3 separate regions of the Homo sapiens genome follow, and regions 2 and 3 are each linked to region 1. Evidence: read pairs that join two places in POLR2A ChIA-PET (ENCODE). Cell type or tissue: HCT116. All regions are shown on one strand. Region 1 has its middle 120 kb from the start of MIR31HG. Region 2 has its middle 16 kb from the start of MIR31HG. Region 3 has its middle 33 kb from the start of MIR31HG.

Region 1 (8,000 bases):
ATGTAGTGAAGTTTTCCAGAGGCCAATTAGGAATATAGCTAATAGTTGAAACCATGCTTTCGGATTCTTAAATCCAGGCCTTTCTTGGTGTAGCACACTGACTTGTGTTTCTTATCTATTTGTCAGGTTTTAAGAAATAATCACAAACTGTTACAGAAAAACCATCAGTAGGCATGCAGTGAAAACAGCCCATCTTCCTATTTATTTTTTCTTTAATACTTCTTAGGTCACCAAGTGCCACAGATGCAAGACAGTGGTCCTCAACAAAAGTACTTATATGGAGGTTCACAAAGACTTTCTAAGGGCATGGATAATGTTAAGGATGTTTTCACAGCCACACGTATCCTGTGAATTCTTTCCTAAAAAACGGTCTGTAGTTACAAAGAAGCCATGCTTTTCCTCCACCTGGAATCTTAATATGAAGCATTGTCTTGGAGGGAAAAACACTTCAGCTGGTGTAGGCGTGGAAGAGGGAGAGTTTCATGTCTGGGTAACAAATCACAGGGGGGCTCTAATTCTTTGCCTTCTGCTAAAATGAAGAAGGGCTAAACAAATTTTTCGCTGATAGATCTTTAAAAATACTTTTGCATTGACAGTAATTTTTGGCACAAAAGTTGTATAAAGGTCCAAGAATTAAACGTCATAACTGTAATTAAAAAGTGTTTTCATTCTCATTCATAAATAAAGGTTTTGTTTGTTTGTTTTAGCGTTTACCTCAGTTAAAATGACAAGAATAGAAGTAATATCAAACTCTAACTTATTCTAGCAATAAGTAGCATTCAGATACAGATCTATGAGGGAAAAACCAAAACCCGTTAAGAGATAATTTTGTTCTTTTAGATTTAATGTATACTTATCAATATTTTAATATTTTAATTAGTTATATTAAATGATTCAATAATAGAATGTATTTTGATACATTATTAATACATGCTTACTACTAATACTTGTAATATTACAGAAGAAATATTTTTTAACATTTACAACCTGTTAGGAAATTAAAAAATTATATTTCTTTTATATTTTTGCTGCAAAGAAGTATAACAGGGTCATTAGTAGAAGATTTAAGAATAAAATAAAATTATATTTTGTGAATTAAATTATATGAAATTTGGATAAAACTTGATGCGAAAGGGAACTTTTAAAATAGGCTTAAAAAATAGAGAGAAGATGTAAAATTTCCAGATGTTAATGAAGAGTTCATTTATGGATTGCTATTTTCTTAGATTTCTGATGACAGGAAATTAAATCACTTTCTTATCTAAATTTCATAAGATGCATTTTAAAATTATATAACAATTTTAAAACAATATAAAACGATCAATATTTAAGAAAAGTTGGAAGTTACACAATTTGTAATATTTACATTTTGGACAAATTTTAGATATCACTTTAAACTTTTGCAAGAGGTTATGGAGATTTTCATGTTCTTTTAAGGGGTAAATGAAGTTTGGAGAACATTGCTTTCAGGGCTGGAATCAGTTTCCTGGCTGCCAAATGCTCCTTAGGGAATTCTTAGCCTGATACTGGTTTCCAAGGAATGAATACAGTGACTGTCGAAAGGAGCACACTATCATCTGGGTGCTGCCAGGATTCTTGGGACAGTCTTTCAAATGTTCTGGACCCAGCTGAGCCTGGCTGCTCTGTGGTTTTTCTACCTGTCAGACTCATATCTGCAGAAAGTTCAAATTCTGTTAGGAAACTGCTCTAGTTATAAAGAAATCTTCTTCAGCTCCCCATACCACTGTAGATTGTAATGTCTATTTACCAGGTAAAATAAAATGGTTCTTTTCCACATTCTTATAAAAGTTAGAAAAATCCAAGGCAGATAAGAAAAACAGCAGCATGTATTTAAAATAGTTGCATATACAAATGTGTACTTTTAAAAATATGTGTAACCGTGACATTGTTGTTATTCAACTTTTGAAGTGTAATTTGGTATTAAAGTTCATGCTAAAGTTGTCTTTAAAATTCAGAACATAATACTTCACTCTAGTAAATTACTTATCTAATTCTGCTATCCCAGTGAAATACAAATTATTTATGACCTATTTCAGTAACATTATGTTTTGTATCACCAAAAGTTTATAATAGAAGATATACATGAAGTTTCCTTTAACTCTCTTTTCTAATTTTTGAATTTTTTTTTGCAAAAAATAAAAAAGAAGGAAAGCAAATTTTCCCATACATTTAAAATAACTGGACTTTTAAATAATTACAAAAGTATAAAAATTGCAAAAAAGGATCTTGCTGAAATTAATAGTCTCAATCAAGACTTAATAACACATTTCAACCTGATTCTAGGTTAGAAGCAGTTTTTGGCTTCAACTTCAGAGCATTATAAAATATAAATTATAATCTATTCTATTAAATCTTGATTATATTCAAAAGCGTTGACCTCTCTTTCCCAATAGCATTTATGCTCATTTTGGGAGAAATAAAACAAAAGATAACAAATTTAACACTGCATGTGGACAAATTTAACACTACATTGAATTCTTCTACAGAGCTGAGAATCTGGAAATAAACACATTTCTTTGTAATATCATATCATCCTCAACAATTATAATTTTGCCTTATGTCACTCATATTTTACTTCCAGAATGTTTCAAAGAAGCCGTGGAAACTATTATCTTTAGAAGAAAAGTAATAGAAAAACACATTTTCATTTAAAAAATTTGTTTCTGTTCTAGACTGGTAAGAGATATATGATAAATACCATATTGCCTGAAAAGTCAGAAACTTGAGAAATTATTTGGAGCAATTAGGAAAAGCAATTATATGTATGTATAGATTGCTTTGGCAAACTGAAACAGGTCTTCAAATACTGTAAATTAAAAAAAAATTCCCGAAGTCCCCAGTTGTTTTACTTATATTACCTCTTAGATGAATTAATAATTTTTAAAAAAACTGAATCCAACATTTTTACTGGTGTCACAGAGATGAAATAACCCGTGATTGGCTCTGACCCATTGAAAAAAAATCACAGGACTCATCCAAAGAATAGAATAGGATGACTTGATAGAAAAGATGGACAAGTGGGAGGACGTATTTGGATTTAATCTTAGTGTGGGTGCAGCATGGTGTTTAGGTCATTTACTTAAGAGAAAGGAACTGATGAGTCATACCTTGCCTTTTTGATAAAAATCACGCAGCAATTCATGCTTTATTCAGTGTTTAAATTAGTATATCTATTTATGATATTTACAATAACCATGTTCCAAGCTGATTAAGCTTTAATCACACCTGACTAAGCAAGTAGGCATGAAAGACAGAGAATAAGTCATAATTATTACTTGCTTACACATATCCTTATAACATTCAGGGATTTAGAGTCACTTTCAGTCTCTGTGGCTAATTTTACCCTACCTTCTCTACGGAAGATAAATTAACTTGTGGCATAATAAAGAAATCGAAAGTGCAGAAAATATTTATTTGATAGCCTCTCAGGTGTTACTCAGTAATCTGCTGTTTTCACACAGGTTAAGAAAGCTGTATTTCCCCAAAATGTCAGGGAAAATTGAAAGTCAAAAAAGCTGTGCATTTAACTATCCCTTTCTTTACACATTCAATCAGAACAGAAGCACTTAGCTCCCATACACAGCCATATGAAATCTTCTCACTTTCTATGGGTTTGGGCAAGTCTGGTCTTCAACCTTTGGCTTGGCAGGCTGTGGGATAGGAGAATTTAACAAATTAAGCTCTTATACTTTGCTCTGAAATACTTTCTTTAAATATGAATAAGAATTAGCTGAATCATTTGGATTTTTTAAATTTTTATTTAGTTTTCAATTTTTATTTTTTAAGAAGGAGTCTGCTGTATCACCCAGGCTGGAGTGTAGTGGTGCGATCTTGGCTCACTGCAATTTCCGCCTCCTGGGTTCAAGCGATTCTCCTGCCTCAGCCTCCGAAGTAGCTGAGATTACAGGCACACCCCACCACGCCTGGCTAATTTTTGTGTTTTTAGTAGAGTTGGGGTTTCACCGTTTTGGCCAGGCTGGTCTTGAACTCCTGGCCTCAAGTGATCTGCCCACCACGGCCTCCCAAAGTGCTGGGTTTACAGGGGTGAGCCGCCGCACCTTGCCCATTTGGATGTTTTCAAGGTGTAAACAAAATATCTGCTGAAATATCTTTTTAAATATCATTAATGACAACTTATAATCTTTAGCTTACTTATAGCAAGGAAAATAAAAAAACAATATATCCTCTTTACATGTTTTATGTTTGATGTTAGATTTCAAACATTTTTAAAGTAAAATACCAAAATGTGTGGTGGTATTTTGTTTTGTTCTGTTACAAATATAATAAAAATAATGCTCGTAAATGTCACTTAGCTCCAAAATGTAATTGAAGAGTAACCCTGCAGATGTACTCTAGGAACATTACAAATGTATAAGAACACTTATATAAAGTTCATATAAAGTTGAGAGCATAGTGCTATGGAAGTTTTCTGTGAGTTCTCTTAATGTGTCTAAACTGCTAATAAATATGGATTCAAAATAATGGAAAAAAGGGAAAAGAAAAATGCCCCCTTTTGCAAAACAACAATAACAGCAACAACTTATTATAAGACCTTTATTGGTTTAAGCATATGCAATTTAACTTTTACAAAGCAAAGGTTCAACTAGGAATAAAGGAGAAAACCCCAAATCTTTGAAAAGTGAACTCAGAAGTTGGCAAAAAATTTCATTTTTTTCATTTCCTCCTTCTCTCCCTCCCTCTTTCTTTCCTTCTTTTTTCCTTCCTTTCAGTATAAAGCCTGTATTCTCCTTTCCTTTTATCACACTTGTGGAGAGTATTATAATTGTCATATTAGTTTCTCATATATTACAAATGTAAATGAAAGTAAGTATCATTATGATATTTAGTAAATGTCTACACAGTGATTTTCCAAAATGATGGTTGCTGCCATGTCCATTTATGTTTAACATTCTGCTTAGAAACACTTTTCAGTGTAGAAACTTTCCTGGAACGTTGTTGCTCATGGTTCCCCCTCATTGGAGGGTTCTACCTGGTTCATTCTCTCTGTCTTTCATTCCACCTCCTACCCAGTGATCGTGTGGGAAATATTTTGACAAGTCTAATGCTTTCCATCAAAGTACAAAGCACTTAACTAACAGCAGCACACTAAGAGAAAAAAATCACTTCTAAAGGCTTCACTATTTGTCAGTTAAAAAAGTGTCAGATCAAAAACCTGATTAGTAAGTTTTTTACCTAATAATTTCAATAACTGACATGCTTGTTGGTGGCACATTGTATAATTTTTGTCTTATTTTTAAAAATTTTTTGGAAAAGTTTGAAAGGAATGAATACCCAGGGCTCATATTGCCTATCTGGATAATTCATACACTTTTTGATTTTAAATCTGAAGTAGTATCATCCTGTAACTTTGAATTTAGACATGCATTCATCTCATAATTTCAGACGATGGCATTAAATTGGAAGGAAAATTATGTCACAAGTTGAGGCACATTATGTATTTCCATGTCTCCTGCTCCTTATGGCCATCATGCCTCTATGAAACTAAACTTACAGAGTGCTGGAGACCAAAGAGACATGATAAATCATTTAATGGCATTTCTTCTCTTTACAGATGAGCAAACTGAAGTTCAAGGAGCCAGTATGGTTTTGTATAAGGGCTTGAGTTTTGGAGTCAAACAGAACCAGGCTTGAATTCTGTCTTAGTAACTATATAAACTTAGACAAGTTACTTGAGTTTGCTGATTCTTGGAATTTTCTTTCATGGAATGGAGATAATAATAATTACTTGCTAGGAATGCCATGGAGGTTTTAATTAAAATTGTATATTTTTAATGCCCGGTAAGCGGTAGACAGTTGGTGCTTCTTAGTTCTCTTGACTTCTCAAGGTAACAAAGTAAATTAGTGACAAAAACTTGCTTTAGAAGATTTTGAGCAAAACAGACTTCTATTTTATGCTACTTCTATCATAATTTGCTGTGGAGTCCCTAAGGAAGCCTCTGCTTCTGGAATCGAAATCCCTCACCCTGCCTAATTCACCACTTTTGTCAACAAATGAGGCATCTTTATCCAAGTCTGGAGCCTCTATGGTTTGTCCAAGTGGAGATGAGAGGTGCAGAAATCACTTCCTAATTATGGAAGACCAGTGACTCAAGCTGAGGTAATAGTCCTAAACTGAGGGTGTGCCTGTTTGGATTATCAATGACAGTTTATTACTCACTAAGTAATATGTTATGGAATTAATATCCAAGCCTTTATCATAGACCTTATTATGCCAGAAGTTATTTACTCATAGACCCTTAATGGCATAGTTGCAGAAGATTCCCAAAACCCCACTTTTCTAATTCCAGTAAATTTCCATTCCCCCTTTCCACCAAGTAATCTGAAAGCTACATTTTCTTTTTTTCCCCATCATAATTCATTAATACCCACTGTTCTAACAGTTCTTTTTGTAGGCTTTTTAGAACTTAGTTTTCCTACAATAAACATCTCTCAATCCTTGAACGTTTTCTTCGTTCCCTTCCAGTGTTTCGGTATGTAGCAACAACTTCTAGTTTGTTGCCCCAGCTGAGAGGTTGAAAAGCTATAGCCCTGTAGGCCAAATCCAACCCTCTGCCTGATTGTATATGACTAGTAAGCTAAGAATGGTTTTAATATTCTTAAATGGTTAAAAAAACTTTAAAAGAAAAATATTTCATGGCATAAAAATTATGTGAAATTCAAATTCCGACGTCTACAAGTAAAGAGCAATTGTAACATAGTTGTACGTATTACGTATTGGCTATGGCTGCTTTGCACTACAATAGCAGAGTTGAACAGCTGTAACAGAGACGATAGAGCCTGAAACACTTAAAATCCTTATTATCTGACCCTTCATATAAATTTGCAGACCGCTGCCAGACTCTCAGAAGTCAGCTCTCCCCCTGACCTTTAAAACCAAGTTTGTCAGTTGTACTTGGATATATTTCTCTAATCTGCCTGTCTCCATCCTAGACAAGCTGCCATCACAGTTCACATACACTACTATAATTGTCTCCTAAATGGACTCCTAAAATATATTTTCACCCCTCCAATCTATTTACCATGCATAAAGAAAATTGTAAAATTTGATCATACCAGTTAATCATACTGCCTAATATCATTCAATTCCTTCCCATTGCTCTTAGAATAAAAACCAAATTCTTTTTTTTTTTTTTGAGACAGAGTCTCATTCTGTTGCCCAGGCTGGAGTGCAGTGGCATGATCTCGGCTCAGTGCAACCTCTGCCTCCTGAGTTCACGCCATTTTCCTGCCTCAGCCTCCTAAGTAGCTGGGACTACAGGTGCCCGCCACCACGCCTGGCTAATTTTTTGTATTTTTTAGTAGAGATGGAGTTTCACCATTTTAACCAGGTTGGTCTCGATCTCCTGATCTCATGATCCGCCCGCCTTGGCCCCCCAAAGTGCTGAGATTACAGGTGTGAGCCACTGCACCCGGCCAAAATCCCAAATTCTTAATATGGTTTTGATGGCAAACTTTAATGGCAAAAACTGCAATTACTTTTGCACCATCCAACCTAGTACTTAGCTCAACCCTCTCATATCAAGAACAACGTGACTTTGATGCTATTGCTTATGCTATTTTCTACCTATTCTTATCAGCCATCTTTTTGTCCCTATGTTCTCCCACTTTTCTCATTTATAGTGCGCATGTTCAGGAGTAGACTGTTGAGTTACTTATATTCCTCTGTTTGGGGCAGCTTTCCATTATTTTTCCATGCCAAGTGTCTCCCTTTTTTCTTTTCTATTTTACCTTCAATTATTTTAGTACATAGCTCACAATCCTTTTCTCCTTTACATATCATCATCAGTGTCAATGATTTGATCATCCATGGTGCTGACTGCAGTGATTGGTCTCACTGTACTTTATCCTTCCCAATAGAAGTGACACAGCTCCACCTCAAAGTTCTTGGGCTCCTAAATTCATTCCCCTATATTGGGCTTTTTCATTCCTTCACTCCAGTCAGCTCTCTATCCTCATTA
Region 2 (8,000 bases), 100 kb after region 1:
TTATTTTCTCTGAATCTACTGGATCATTACATAGCACATTTGTAGAGTTTATTTCACCCATACCTCAGTGCTAAATGTGATTATTCCTTGTTTCCAGGGAAATTTAGTATTGGAGAAGCACAGCAGGCGAAGCTAAACCTAGTGGTAAAATTAGATGGACACATAATTCTGAGTGTTTACTCAAAGGGTTCCAGTACTGCTTTATCAATGCAGGAAGAAAGATTTAATCTTCTCTGTATGATCAGCGTCTTTCACAATACCAGCCATACGTTTGATTCTTGAGAATGTTTGTTGGATAAACGAATAATATAAAAATTCAGTCATTATATGTTTTTTTCCATTCAGATATCAGTCTGGCATGCTACTGAGGTTAACACCAGTGTAGGGTGCTTGCATTCTGGTGAACACATGTTATTTCTCAGGAACCACAGAGTCTTTCGTGGCCTGACACAGGAGGTTGAGGTGGAGTAGAGTCTGGCATTAGGTGTCTTCTGTGTGCCAGTACCAGCTCAGTACTTTACCTTTGCTTTGTGATTAGCTGGACAAAAGCACTTCAAGGAGAGCATGATTATTCCCACTTTACAGATGGTTCAGGACTGTTTGGTCCCAAAGTCCTTGCTAAGGAGAATTTGTTTAAGAATAGAATTTAAACAAACGTTATAACAAGTTAACATTATTTGGCAGTGGCTGAGAAGTTATCAAGCACCAGAGAAGAAAGAATTATGTGAATCTTATTAATTTCCTCTCCAGACTCCATTTAACAAAATGCACACACACACACACACACACACACACACACACACATACACACATGCACAATATTAAAACAAGTCTTGGAATTCAGCCTTTGCAGGCCCCAACTCATACCTCCAATTACATTTATAAGCCCTTTTTATTACAGAAAATGCATTTAAGAGGAATTATGTAAGATTTATTTAAGGCGAAACCCATGAAAACTTTTTTTCTTTTCTACTTTTGTTTTCAAGCTCAGGTCAAACTGAAAGAGAAAGTAAATCAGGCAAAGAAACCTCTTTATTTTTCATTACAGTAGCACTCAAATGGTATATGTAAAATAAGCTAAATTTTTAAGGCTTCTTTGTAATTTTTAAAAATCACAAACAATATTAAAATTCCAAGTAGATTGGGATGCATACTCACTTATAAGAGTTATGACAAAATGAGGATTAAAATATTTATATACAAAAGGATTACACAAATTTAGAAGAAAATCAGTAAGACCATCCTGCATAAGAAAGATGAGAACTGACAGTTAACAATAAAGAAAGATAAATGGCTTAATAAACATTGTAAAATCTTTAACATCACTAACAATTAAAAACAAAAGTGAAGACAATAATGCAGTTATATTTTCTCCAATTAAGCAGCAAGGTTAATTTTTTATTTTTATTTTTTTAATGCACAATACAGGTAGAAGTGTAAATTAGCCAACAAGTTTTGTAAAGCAGTGTATAAATATGTATCAAAGAAGCTTTAAATATGTTTCTAGAGTGCTAATCTAAGGAAATACTCTGAAATGCAAGTAAATATTTAAATATAAAGGTATTCTTTGAAAATATTCTTTTATAAAGTAAAAAACCAGGAAATTCAATGTCCTCAAATAAGAAGCACATATGAAAACCATTTAATATGCTGGAAAATAAATTCTTGTGACCTAATAATAATAGTTATAAAACAGGCTATATAAAACTACATGACAGTATGATTTCAACCATGGAAAATGATACTTAGTGAAAGATGTCAATAGCAGTGATAACAATGGTTATCTATGCTTATTTCAATTATTTTTACTTGCTTCACTTTGTTTTTCTGTATTTTCCAAGTTTGCTGTCATCATTAGAAAAAAATTATAGAAGAAAAGAGAAAAACCAGAACAAAAGCAAAACTCTCATCATATAGGCTCAATTAGATGCAGAAAGAGAAGAGAAACTTAATGCTGGGCATCTCAAGTTGACGTGAGTTTCCTTTGTGGTCCAGCTTCTGTATAGCATATCTAGCATCAAAAATCCAACCCAAACCAGGTATTGATTTTAGTCGACCACCAGATCTATCTGATACAAAACAGAATGACAAAGTGACCATCCAAGTAAATACATCATTAGGATGCATCAATCTAATGTCCAGAACAAAGGAGGTGATGGCTCAGCCTACTGTGGACTCACCAGCCCCTGTCTGGATGGTATGGTTAGCGCTGTGCACCTGAAACAGAATGGTGAATAACTACAGTCTGTCCAGAAGAGGGTAGCCATAATGGCAAAATGTCTTGAAACCCTATGACATTGCTGCTTAAAACTCCTCCCTGTTTTTTTATTATTTTTGGAAAAATGTCCCTAAGTCTACAAAACCCAGCTTCATCTGGGAAGACCCTCCCTGACTCAAAAGTCTATTCATGCAGTTTTTGTTTCAATTCCTTCTATAGATCAAGTTACTCCTCACTTCAAAACTTAGAATCCCCTGGCTCGTACTTTGAATTATTTTTTGAATGAAGGAATGAATTCTGTAAAGCCTGTCTGTATATTTTTATGATCACCCTCCCCTTCTACATCTTAATTTCTACATAATGTTTAGAAAATGAGATTCTAAATCTGAAAAAGAGAAAACAGGTGGGAGAGGAGGGGATATGATTCCTTCTGTTTAACTCCATTAACTAGAATTAAGATTAATTACAGTTCTAAAACCATAAGGAAGAACGTTCTAAAAACTACATTTAAAAACTAGTATTGGTGCAAGGAACTCCCCTGTATGAAGTGTGTGCAAGTCATATTTGAGCATAAGCATGGGTTGGAGTTATCATAAAGGGGATTTTTCTGTCAGGTAGCTGAGTTTCATTACTCTCAAGAAATTACTTCAAAGTACGTGATTCTGTGACTTAGCAATCTCTTTGGCTATAGAGGCACTACATAAGGAAGAGAAGATTTAAGATGACAGGAGGCATAGAGCTAAACAAAGAAAAGCTTGGGGAAAAAAAGGAAATGTAACACTGTCTCAAAACATTTGATCTCATCATTTCGAGCCTTCTCTGAGGCTAGGGTTGGCAGGCCTCCCAGAGAAACCAAAACAAAGCAACGTAACAGGGCACCACAAAACAAAAGGGGACCTAAGCTGGGCAATGAGAAGATGAAAGCACTGTGTCCAGATTCACTGAAGAGAGAGACGAGATATGAAAGGCAGCCTTTCTCTTTAGGGTCCTTTTCAATTCACTTAAAAGCACACCTTTGAAATGAATGTCCTCAGCAGAGAGAGGGCCGTTCCCTGAATCCAGAAGTTGAGGCGTTAATTACCATGGCTAAAGGAATGTGTTGAAATGTCAGTGCAACTGCTTTCTCTATCTTCACTATCCTTAACCAAAAGTTGTGTCATCAGTCTGGAATGAGCAATGCCTGCTCAACAAACCCAGCTTTTTTCCTTCTCTTTGTATTTGCTTATTCACAGTTCAGAAATTGTCCAGTGACCTTCTTACTGTCTAACCAAGGGAATTCATATTGTTGTGGAAAGGAAAACAACTTCCATTTGGTTTGAGTGAAAGATCCACATGATGTTTCTGTTTGAGACGTGAAAGATGAAAACTGAGCTATACTGTATAGCTTAACCTTATTAAGGGGTGATTTGTTTCCCAGCTACAGTGTGGAAACTCCTTGTGAGGTAGAACACAAATGTTTTACCTTTTTTGACTGCTGCTAAAAGGTATTTATGTTTTTTGGGTGCTATGATGTTTATTGGGTTCTCACTATGTTTCAGGCAATGAGCCGAGTGATTTGTATGCATTATGTCCTAAATCCTAACAATAGCCTGGAAGTAGATCCAATTATAGCCCTTTTCACAGAAAAAGCCTAGAGCGGGTAGGTTGCTTACTTCAAGTCTACAAGCTTCTAAGAAGCAGAGCCAGTTATATATTTGAGAGTTTCATATATTTGCACATCACCTGTCCGCTGTAGTTCAGCATAAAACATTGTCATCTGCTGCTATGGACAGATAAATATCCTTCACACTTCTTGTTCATTATGACAGAAGCAGGTACAGTAAAAACAAATGATGTTCAGAGAATGGTTCATATCAACTGTATACTCTTTTTTGCTGTAAGAATTGGGAAAGGCCAAGGTGGGCGGATCGCTTGGGCCCAGGAGTTTGGGACCAGCCTAGGCAACATAGGGAGACCACAAATCTACAAAAAATTACAAAAATTAGCCTGATATTGTGCCATGTGCCTGTAGTCCCAGCTACTTGGAAGGCTGAATTAGGAGGACTGCTGGAGCCTGGGAGGTCAAGGCTTCAGTGAGCAGTAATCATACCACTGTACTCCAGCCTGGGCAACAAAGCAAGACCCTGTCTTACACACACACACACACACACACACACACACACACACACACACAAAATTGGGCAAGTATGATAGTATCAGAATTAGGAAACACATAATATTACATTTATTTTAACTTTGTTATTAAAAATTTCAAGTACATTTCAAAGTAGAGAGAATATTATAATAAAGCCCCACATATTGATCACCTAGCCTTAATAATGATAATTTTACTGTATTTCCTTTGGCTACTATCTCTTTGCTCAGTTGTTTTAAAGTAAGGTCCAGATACCATTACCTCAGCCTTTAAATTCTTTAGTATGGATCTCTAAAATTTGAAGACATTTTCTTACATACGATTCACTCCTAAGAAAATTAACAAGTTCCTTATCATGTCATACCCAGTTGGTATTTAGATTTCCCATATGTCCCCAATTTTCCACCAGTTTTTTTTTGTTTGTTTGTTGTTTTTTACAATTGTTGAAATAAGTTCTGCATGATAGTGATGAAAGGGATTTCAGAAAACTTACTTCTACAGACAAAGCAAATGTGGGATGGATTTGGAAGCAGAGAAAAATGGGATGGGTACCTGTCCAGGACTTACCACATGCAGTCTGGGAACTCAACTTAAGTCACCAACACTACTCTTAAACCCCACCTGGGTCTGAGCTTAAATGAAAAATCATAGCATGAGGATTAAAATCATAGGCTCTTTAATCAGAATGCCCAAAATTCTCCACTTACTAGCTGTGCAACCCTGGGCAAGTTAATCTCTTTGTGCCGTAGTGTTCTTCTATGTAAAATAGAAATATTAGTATTTATCTCACAGAGTTTTTGAAAAAATTAAATGAAATAATATGAAAATTAAATGACATTGAACAGTGTCTGGCATACTATATGTGCTCAATAAGTGTTAGCTGTTGTCAGCATTATCATTGTCATCATCATTGTCATCAACATCACCATGATAGTTATCATGATGGGGACTGGCTCCAGGCTAAAGACTGATCCTGCAGCTGATCAGTATACAGGAGTAATGAGAATGGAGAATGGGATCAGTGACTTCATACATTCTTTTTCCAAATTCTTTTTTATGTTGTCATATGATCCTTTTCATGAAGTTATTTTAAATCCACCTGCCTAGGGCTGGTGAAAACAAACATCCCAACAAACAACTTACTGTCTTAAGCTAGTGTCCAGCCCCTTTGCGTGGGTCTTCTCCAACCCAGCAGCCACTATCCAGGCTCTGCAGAGGAGGAATCTTTTTGTCCCATCTAAGCAAAGGTTTTCATGCACTCCATAAATGCCACCTTGGCTTACTTAGCTCTCCTAACCTCTTTAGCCTATGAACCTCAAGTATCATTTTCTACCACTTTCTAGCCTTGCCTTTTCACCCATTCATCAACTCAGTTTCTTTGAACTTGGACCATCCTCCCCTTACTCTCTTATTTCCTTACTGTATCTCAGCAGAAGCAAGTAATTCAACAAGCTGTATTGAACAATCTACTATGTGATAGGCACCATGATCATCACTGAGAATACAAAAATGGATAACACAACATTTGTACCCCTAAGGAACTCAGAGCCTGTATGCTATCACGTGGATAGCCACTTGCCTGGTCTGTTTTTGCTTCACGGGTGTGTCACAGACAACAAGATGTGAGAGTCTATATTATTGATCATCATTAGAAGAGGTAGAGTGTATTAAATTACACATTTGGTCATCAATTTAAAAAATTTTCCATTTATTGCATTCATATTTATGACTGCCATAAAATAATTTTGACAGTTTATTTTATGAGGAAAACCAAACTCAGTGTTATAGACTATTAGATTTACTGGAAGAGTAATGAAGAATTCTAAATTTGAACTGTCTAGCCATCACAAAGTAAAGGGGAGCTTTCCAATTATACATATGGCCACCAATTCTGCAGAATTCCTATAAAAATCAATTATTTCTCTTTCTTCCCAGCACTCATTTCTGAGCCTTTGTTGGTCATGCTGTTGCACAATTACTTCACCAAAGTGTACTACTGTCCATATTTTCAGCAAATGAAAAATTAAACGCAATTTAAGATGAAGTGACATCAAGAGGGAAGCAGAAAGACTAAAATTGTGCAAGCCTCAAATATTTTCTGGAAATAAATGACCCAACTCTGGATTTAGCTGGTCCCTTCCATCCCCAGATGCCTTCATTAGAGGTTTAGGACTGTCACGTGCCATCTTCCTTTCCTTCCATCTTAGGAAATTGGTTCCTTTTACCTACACTATTCACTTCTTTTATACATATTGACTGATAGTACATAAGAAGCTTCATCCAATTCCTGATTTAAGCACTAACTTCAAGAGTAGAAAAAATGATTTCAGTACTAGCCTCACAGGTAGAAAGGATGATTCATTCATTAAGCAGGGGTCCAGCAGAGGTACCAAAAAATGAAGAGAGAAAGCAAATGCAGAGACTGAAGAGTTCTAGAGTGGGCAAAATAGGATGTACAGAGAACATGAGACAGGTCAAGTAGAACCCACAGGGTGTCAATCAAAGGTTTTAGTTCCCAAGAATGGGCTGGCTGGAGCTGGTGGTATAAATTCTGTCTCTAGAACATCCAAACTGTGTTTTTGGCCCTTAATTTAATTTAGTTCATTTAATTTTAAAACTCAGACCAAGCAGAATATGTTGACTTATGGGTACTATCCCTGGAACAGACTGCCTACATTTGTGACCCTTTCTAGTTGGTGGCTTTAGATAAACTATTTACATGTCTGTGCCTCAATTTCCTCATCTGAAAATGGACATGACAGATGTACCAACTGCATGGAGTTGTTGTGAGCATTACTTTTGAGAATGAGTACAGGTACTCAGGGTAAAGCTCTTAACTACAGTGAGGGCTCGTTAATTAGCTGTTAAAATCTGAAAGAATATAAACTTGCAGTCTGCAACCATACTTTCCATCACAAGGAGAAAGTCATTCTGTAGTAGGAAAGAATAAAGTCAACACACAGAGATGAAGAGAGAGAGAGGAAGTCTACATTTGAGGAGTCCTTGGCCTTAGTTACTTCTGATGTTCACTCTACTCCTGCCCATGCAATTTGCCTACATGAAACAATACATTTTTAAAAATTTTTATTAGGATATCTTCAGTTGGGTTTCTGTAAATTGCAGCCAAAGAATTCTGACTTATAAAACCTAGTTTGTGACAGATGCAGAGCTATGTTTTAAATGTATATTTCATCTTACAATTCTCAAATGAGCCTGTTATGGGCAGGGAAACTGCAACTCAGAGAACCCTCTGCTCCACTGCTGCCCATTTTAAGTAGAAAAGCAGCATCAAATAGTGCTTAGAGGACACTCTGGAGCCAGAGCTACTGGCTCTATTGCTTACTAGCTGGATAATCTTGGGTAAGTTACTTAACCCCTAAGGGCATTCATTTTCTCATCTGTTAAAGGGGAGATATTAATAGGACCTACTTCATAGCATAATGTGAGGATTTAAAGGCAATTATATGTAAAGCACTTAGGATATACTGAGAACTCTAAAAATATTAGCTATTATTATCATGGAGACTTTTCATAATACCTTTTATAAAACTTTGTCATTCTCTGACTGCTCATCCAGCTTTTTCTTCCCAGATGTATTACACTTGACACAGTAAATATTTATGTACATGTATGTCATTGTCCCTTTAC
Region 3 (8,000 bases), 84 kb after region 1:
TCTCATGCCAGCCAAATGCCCATTTCTACTTTACAGATGAGCAAATTGAGGCTGAGAGTCATTAAATCATTTGCACCAAAAACACGTATTTAGCAGTGGGCTAGCTGGAGCTTAAGCCTAAGTCTGTGTGGTTCAAAAGCTCAGACACTTCATTTTACAGGGATGACCCTCCAATTTAAGAATTTTAGGTTCTTAAGTAATCTGTGATTTTATTTTTAACCTAAACATTAAACAGAAGACAGAGGCTATTCTTGAGAATCTTAGAATCTCTTTAGGCTACGTGGCAAGGGACTACATGTTTCAGCCTCCCTTTTATCTAAATAGACCCATGTAACTACTCACTTCTATTAGTAGACCAAGGTCACTAAGAATTAGGTGTGCTTTCTTTACTGGTCCTCTTTCTTTTTCTTCGAACTAGATATTTGCATCCAGGATAACCCTGGAAGACACTTGTTGAAAACGCTGGAGTATGAGCTGATCAAACAGCAGCCCAGCTAAAGTCAATACTCTCAGCCTCACTTGAGATGGCGTGACCATACAGCTAACTTCTGGCCAGGGGTTGTTTTAACAAAAGATTAGAATAGTGTCACACTTCCTCAAGCCCTCCCATAAAGATATCTTGGCTAGATGGTGGAGCCCACTCACTGGCAAAAACCAGGTCTTCATATCCTAGCCCATTGTTTCAATGATCATAACATATTAAGTTGAGAAAAAGAGGGAGAATAAGAGAGGCCAGTGATTGCCAGAAATTTTGAAGCACAAAATTTGTGCTTCAGCTGCAACTAGGCCATATGCTCTTGACACAGCAGTGCCTCTTTTTTGTCTGTATGCTCTTGATCTCCCCTCAACACAGTGCTCTGCAGACTTCTCTCATGAATGAGATCACCCTTTAAAAAAACACATAGCCAGGTTCCACTGAGGCTTCCTTCCCCAGGCTTAGTGTTACAAATTAATATCTCCAATGTTGAAAGATTAGAGTTCCCACTCCCCCCAAAATCCTCTCATAAATAATCTCTTGTTCTCTATTCTATAGCCTTTTCAGCTCTTTTGTAGCCTCATGTGAGTAACGGAGTTTAAAAGCTGTGTCAATCGTTTACAGGCATAACAGGTCTATCTCTTAACTGCTAAAAATGAAATATAGCATCTATTATCTTGCTTTAACTGAAAGGGAACCAGGACAGATTCCATTTTAATACCTGTGCCCACAAATAACAGAAAGCCACAAGCTAGGGAAAGCAAACAAAGAAATAGGGAGTATTTCTTAAAAGGATATATGAATAAAAAGGAAGTGTCCTACTCCATATAGCAAAAATGATTTTGAAAAAGAACAAAGCTGGTGAACTCACATTTCCTAATTTTGAAACTTACTACAAAGCTATAGTAATCAAAACAATGTGATACTGGTGTAAAGATGGACACACATACCAATGAAATAGAACAGAGAACCCAGAAATAAACACTTGTGTATATGGCCAAATGATTTTTGACGAAGATGTCACAAGCCATTCAATGGGAAAGGTGAGTCCTTTCAACAAATAGTACTGTGCAAACAGGATGTCCACATAAAACAGATGAAGTTAGAAACTTAACAAACAGCATATGCAAAAATTAACTCAAAATGAACCAAAGACTTAAAACTATAAAACTCTTAAAAGAAAAAACATAAGGCAAAATCTTTGCAACACTGGATTTGGCAATGCTTGTTTGGGTAAGACACCAAAGGTACAGGCAACAAAATAAAGAAAAGAAATTGTACTGCATAAAAATTAAAAATTTTGACCATCAAAAGACAATGCCAACAGGATAAAAAAGCAACCCATGAAATGAGAGAAAATGTTTGCAAATCATATATCTGATAAGGGATAAGGGACTAATATCCATAATATTTAAAGAACTCCTAAAACTCAACAACTAAAAACAAAGAATGCAATTCAAAAATGGGCAAAGGACTTATATAGACATTTCTTCAAAGAAGATATAAAATGGCCAATAAGTACATGAAAAGATGCTCAATATCACTGATCATTAGGAAATGTAAATTAAAACTATAATGAGATACTTCACAATCATTAGGATGGCTACTATTTTTTAGAAAGAGAGAGAAAATAACCAGTGTCGGTGAGATGTGAAGAAATTAGAACCCTTGCACACTTCTTATGGGAACGTGAAATGGTCCAGCCACTGTGGAAAACAGTATGGTGGTTCCTCACAAAATTAAAAATATTAGCAATTCCACTTCTGGGTCAACCTAAAAGAATTGAAAACAAGGTCTCAAAAAGATATTTGCACATTTATGTTAATAATAGCATTATTCACAAAAGGTAAAATGTGGAAGCAATTCAAGTGATGAACAGATAAACAAAGTGTGATGTATGTATGTATGTATGCAACAATAGAATATTATTCAGCTTTAAAAAGGAAGGAAATTCTAATAAATAAACTGGAGCATATTATGCTAAGTGAAATAAGCCAATCACAAAAAGACAAACACTCTATGATTCCACCTATATGAAGTACTTAGCGTAGTCAGATTTATAGAGACAGAAAGTAGAATGGTGGTTGCTGGGGGCTGGGGGTAGGGAAAATGGGGAGCTATTGCTTAATGGGTATAGAGTTTCAGTTATATGAGACGACAACAATATAAAAATGGATGGTGGTGATGGATACACCACATTATGAATGTATTTTAATCCACTGAACTATGTACTTAAAAATGGGTAAGATGGTAAATTTTATGTGTATTTTACCACATACAAAACAAAATGGGGAGAAAAAGGGGCATCCTATAGCTTCCAAGGGCAGGAATACAGCCAGACTTTAGGAATAGAAAGGAACCTGGTGCTGAGAAGTCAGGAACCTGGAATACTTCTCTGGATTCTCAGTTGCTGGCTCCTGCTTTTCTCTGAATAACTGTTTTATTCTTTTCTATCGGCATATTTGCTTTTTCTATTATTAATTCCACATGGTTACAGGTGGATGTCTCAGGGCTCTACAGTTTTTTTATATTCCATATTAAAGGAATTATCTAGAGTAAATTAGAATTTTTAATCTCAATATCAAATTTCTAACCAATAGAATGTGATTGGCTTAGCTTAGATCAGGTGTCCAGTGAACTATAGATATGGGGCGAGGGATAAGACCTGACTCCCTGAAAACTATCCTGTGAGTGAAGGCTTGAAGGTAATGTGCCATTTTTAGCTGGCTAGACACCTCAAAGTACCACCTTCATATATGGCAACAGACTGTGAAAAATTGAGAGAGATAATCAGCATGCCTTGAAAGCCAATAGAATTTAAAGGACTTAGAGAAGAGCAGGAGGCAAAAATGCTGACGGTAAAGTCAGAATAACTTAACTCTGAGGAAAGCAAAGGCCACTGATGGAAAAGGGAACAAAAAGATAATACTTTTAGTGTGGATGTATTGAGTTTAAGATTCTGATGTCACATCTGAATAGCAGTTGGTAAAATGGGCTAGAATTCAGGACAGTATGAGAGTTGGAGATATTAATTGTTTTATTTATTTAAATAAATAATTAATTCTGAATACCTGCTTTTTGGCCGATGCCCTTTTAGGCTCTGGGAAAATAGCAATGAACAATGTGGACAGGTGGTCTTCACCCAGGTAGTTATGTCCCCCTTGGTTTTATTAATAGGCTTAAGAAACTCCATGAACCCCTTCGAATAATGAAAACTATATGTATATGCTTAAGTGTCTTTTTGAAGGAAGAAAGTCCCTGGATTTCCACAGAATCTCAAAAGGGTACATGACCTCAAAAAAGTGAAGAATTACAGATATAAAACTATATTTAGACACTAAAAATAAAATAGGAAGAATAGAAGCTGTTCATTGACAATGTCTTGATTAACACCAACATTGACAGTGTGGGAGAATGAAAATAAATTAGAAAAAAGGAGTCCACAACCAATCTAGAAAAATAATATTTTGAAACATTATCCAATGTGTTGTATTTCTCCTTCTTGCCAATTCCTTTTATATGTAGTTAACTGTAAACCCTGATGTGAAGACTTAATGTGTTCAGGAAACAAAGAATAAAAGGGAAGAAATCCACCATGAAAACAGTCAGATTATTCTGTTCAAGTTTCAAAGGAAGCTCTCAAAAGCTAGTGATAGAGACAACTTTGAATGAGAAAGCTTTTTCTTTTTCTTTCTTTTTTTTTTTTTAAGGCCTCCTTCCACCTCCTACCAAGGCTAAGGGTCTGGTAAACTCAGCATTTTCTTCTTTAAACTATGGAATTTGTGACGATTCATGATCATTCAAGAGAAGATTTGCACCATAGATAGAAGTATTTGCGGGGGGCTGAGGGAGAAATCTGGAGAGGAATAGAGAATAGCAATATGATTAGATGCTGATGTGAGTGCTGATCTCAAAGTAAAAACCTGGTTGGGAGACGGAGATAGCCAGATGGGTTTGGAGACTGAAAACCAAGGAGTTGTATGTTCTTTTTTCAAACTATGGAAAGAGATAGCATTCCCAAGGGTCTCCTGCCAACATGGAGTAGCCAGAGGAAAGAAGACATATTTTGCGGGCAGATATAGGCGGAGAGTGGGTTGAGATAGCCTCTTCACACTTTCTCCACCTACCTCCCAGCCCTCTTGAATTTTTTCCTTGAGATGTATGAGATCCAAAAATGTTTTGTGTGTCTAATAAAACATTAGAAATAGCTGAGAGTTGAGAGGTAGTCTTCCTGCAAGGGGTTACCACAAAAGATGATTGGTCAAAATGACCAGTTACTGAAGAATAAAATGAGGCCAGGAGAGCCTTTTGCAGAAACTACAGGGTGGCCAGCAAAAGCCGTGAATGCAAGGAGGATGTGACTAAGCCTGAAAGGATCACAGTGCCAGCCACCCTGAGGTAGGAGTGAGTCAGCAGAAGCAGGCCGCTGAGTTTCCAACAGCAATCATCTTGCACTTGCACAACAGGGAAACAGGAGTGTCATCAAAAGTAAATTCCAGCCGAGACATTCTCTCCTATATGAGAAGCAAAAGTAAGTCCCTCTGAGCTTTTGATCAGTCTGGGGAGAAGGAAATGAGAATGCATAAGGCAAAAATCAGATAAATGTGTTTTAATCTAGAATAGCCTCGGTGATCCTGATTTGATAAATTTAAGTATTTTACCAGTAGTGAGCATGGAAGTCACTAGGTTCATTTGGAATGAAATAATATTTCATCTTTGTTTAAGCTACATGGTGTGCAAAGATTACAGCTGCTACAATAGAAGTTAAATCAGGAAAGTCAGGTGTCAGAAACAGAAGAGGGGGTTTCAAGAAAGAGCACAGGTTAAACTCTAAAAAATCCTGAAAAGGTTAAACAAGAAGTTTTGCATCTTGGTGAGCGTTGAAGCCAGACTGCAAGTAAGAACTAAGTGAGTAGTGAACAGAGAAAGTGAATGTAGACTACTCTTTCAAAAAAGATTAACAATGAAAGAAAGGTGAACAATAGCAAAATTTCCTTAGTCTTAGTTTTCTTATCCATGAAGTAAAGGAAAATAATAATTATTAATGTAAAGTTGATATTAGAACTAATGTATACAGCGGGAATAGCAGAGTGTCTTACACATATCAGATGTCTTATAAATATTTGGTTCCGCCCTTTATTTCATCCTCTTTTCTTTTTCTTCTTCTGGGAATGGAACAAGTCAGCAACCTTCTTACAATACTTTCTCATGTGTTTGAGCATTGTTATTGTAAACTCTCAGCCTTATTTATTTGAATAAATAACATGTACTCAGAGAGACATGATATGATAGGGCTAATAGGAGTCTCAGGTCATATCATTATAACTTAAGAAAGTAGCGATTCAGGTGAGTGAAGTAAGGTCTCCACAATGACATGAATAGGTAGGAGAGCCAGAACTAGAGCAAAGATTATTGTTTTCAACTATACTGTTCTTCCATTTAGAGTTTGATCATTTTCTGAGTAGTCGTACTTACTTTATTAGTCCAGTCTTTAATTTGTTCTCACATTAGCATGATCTAGATCCCATGTATCTTATACATAATTTAAAGTATTAGATTTAATCAGAACTCAAGAGATACCAAACTATATCCCTGTCTTAAGTCATCCTTATATGCATGATATAGCAGTCTGTGACTTGGCATGATTAGATCTTAATTAAACATTGGTAACTACCTTACAAGTCAGTTCAATCTGGCATCAGTAAATTCCCTCAGGTGTGAAAGAAGAAATATCAAAGATGATTTTTAGTGCACACAGGGTATTTGGCACCACTAAAAATCAAGGCAAACTGGGAAATATGAAAAATATGTCTTTGCCTTATAGCTGCCCTGTGGGACTCCCCTACATTTTTCAAAATAAGATATTTGTAAATAGAGCAACTGGTGGAGCTAGAAATGATCAGCCTCCAGCTTCCAGTGAGATGTCAAATAACCTACTTCAGTCTATGCTTCAAGCTAAATACTACTCATCATTATCTCTAGGCACTGGGCCATTGAAGAGACCAATGCCTCATCTCTTATGAAAGAGGAAAATAGAGAGATTAGGCATGAGCATATCTAAAAATGAAGATAGGAGAAACCATGAAAGATCACACTCTACTTCTTTTTTCATTCTAACAAATATTCATAATTCTTATGACTTAAGATTGCTCTGTCTTCTTAGAAATTTGGAATTTCCCCTCCATTAACTATGGTCACCTCCTATATTGACCTGTAGCTAGCAGCAATAAATATTTGTAGGAAGCATGAGTTTTCTGTTTTCTATTCTGCTGGTTATTCTCTTTCAGCTTTTTCTCCTGTCTGTTCGCTACCTGTCTCTGCTCTACTCTTTGTCTCTGAAAATTGATTCTTGCAAGCTGCACCCCACAGGCTCCCTTCTAGGCTGTTTTATAGTTGTAATTAGGCTGGTTTATAGTTGGGTTTAGCCAGTGGGAGGTACCGGCAATATATTGGAGGGAAAGGAGAGAGATAAGGGTATTTCTTCCCTACTGGCTGTCTGCTTTGGTGCTGTGATGTCGGTGCTCCTGCCACAGGAGTGCTGTGATGGACATTCGTCACTTAACTCTCTTCCCTTAGAACTATTTTCCACTTTTCTTGGCCCTGCATGGGGCCCAGAAGACTGACCTCTGTGGATTGTATCACTCTCATGCCCTTTGGCTTCCACTCGGGTTCAGCCAATGGGAGATACCAGGAGGAGACCAAGGAGAGGGTGTTTTCTGTTGTCTCACCTTGACGCTGTGTTTCCAGTTCCTTTCCTCCGTTGATTACAGATTCAGTCAAACAGCCCCTCCTCCATGGCTTCCGTTCTCATTAAGTTCCAGTGTTACCATAGGCCTAGTGATGGAATGGTTTCCCAGTGTTGCTTGTTGGATTCCTTAACTATGTCTATTTCTGTATAAACGATCCTTTCTTTAAAATCACTTCGCTTGAAACATCTGAGAGGAATTCTATTTTCTCCTGGGATCCTGATTGACACATCTGAAAATGGAAAGCATGACCAAAGTCCAAATTCTATACCCCGTTTCCCAAAATATTTGAAAGAAGAGACCCTCAAATGGAAGAATGAAGGGCAGCATCTGGAAAAATTGGGATGGTAATTCCTGGAACAGGGAGATGAGCTTGAAATAAGAACGTGATGAGCTTGAGCCAATAAACTGACTAGGACCAACAATTGTCTCTCAGGATATTACACTGCAGTTCTGGCCATACTTGTCAGCTTCTTTTGGTTCCTGGAATCCAAAGACTTACTGGGTTCTTGGACCATGTCATTTCTGCATCCTGTAACAAAACTCACTCTCTTCCATCCTCCCTGTGGCTATCTCATTCTCAACCTCAGGCCTGGGCTTTGATATTACCATCTCAGTGAGGATCTTCTGACCATGCTCTCTCAGGTTAATATCCTTTCATTATCCTATATATCAGTTCACTGTTTGAGTCCTTTATAAGATTTTTAATAGTGTTTAATTATTTTATGCATTTTTCTTTTCTGTCAATTGTCCCCACTAGACAATTGTATGTATGTCCC

What was found. ChIA-PET counts read pairs that join two places held together with the same protein. Peaks named below come from ENCODE experiments on the same cell type or tissue, not always from the same donor. Only the 100,000 strongest peaks of a DNase experiment are listed, where the experiment ranks them.
Region 2: POLR2A ChIA-PET joins it to region 1 with 10 read pairs; 11 of 35 experiments call an interaction of 5 or more read pairs at or near these places.
Region 3: POLR2A ChIA-PET joins it to region 1 with 22 read pairs; 6 of 35 experiments call an interaction of 5 or more read pairs at or near these places.

What each region holds. Positions count from the first base shown.
Region 1 is chr9:21,673,180-21,681,179 of GRCh38, reverse strand. No RefSeq gene overlaps it. Among named protein-coding and RNA genes, the nearest start is that of MIR31HG, 120 kb to the right of the region's middle. In HCT116, no CTCF peak of the experiment used is centred here; DNase peaks (open chromatin) are centred at 3,109 and 6,139; H3K27ac peaks cover 8,000 bases.
Region 2 is chr9:21,571,825-21,579,824 of GRCh38, reverse strand. No RefSeq gene overlaps it. Among named protein-coding and RNA genes, the nearest start is that of MIR31HG, 16 kb to the right of the region's middle. RefSeq lists a silencer at 2,796-2,845. In HCT116, no CTCF peak of the experiment used is centred here; a DNase peak (open chromatin) is centred at 3,104; H3K4me3 peaks cover 1,475 bases; H3K27ac peaks cover 8,000 bases.
Region 3 is chr9:21,588,693-21,596,692 of GRCh38, reverse strand. No RefSeq gene overlaps it. Among named protein-coding and RNA genes, the nearest start is that of MIR31HG, 33 kb to the right of the region's middle. In HCT116, no CTCF peak of the experiment used is centred here; DNase peaks (open chromatin) are centred at 4,882 and 7,122; H3K4me3 peaks cover 3,977 bases; H3K27ac peaks cover 6,747 bases.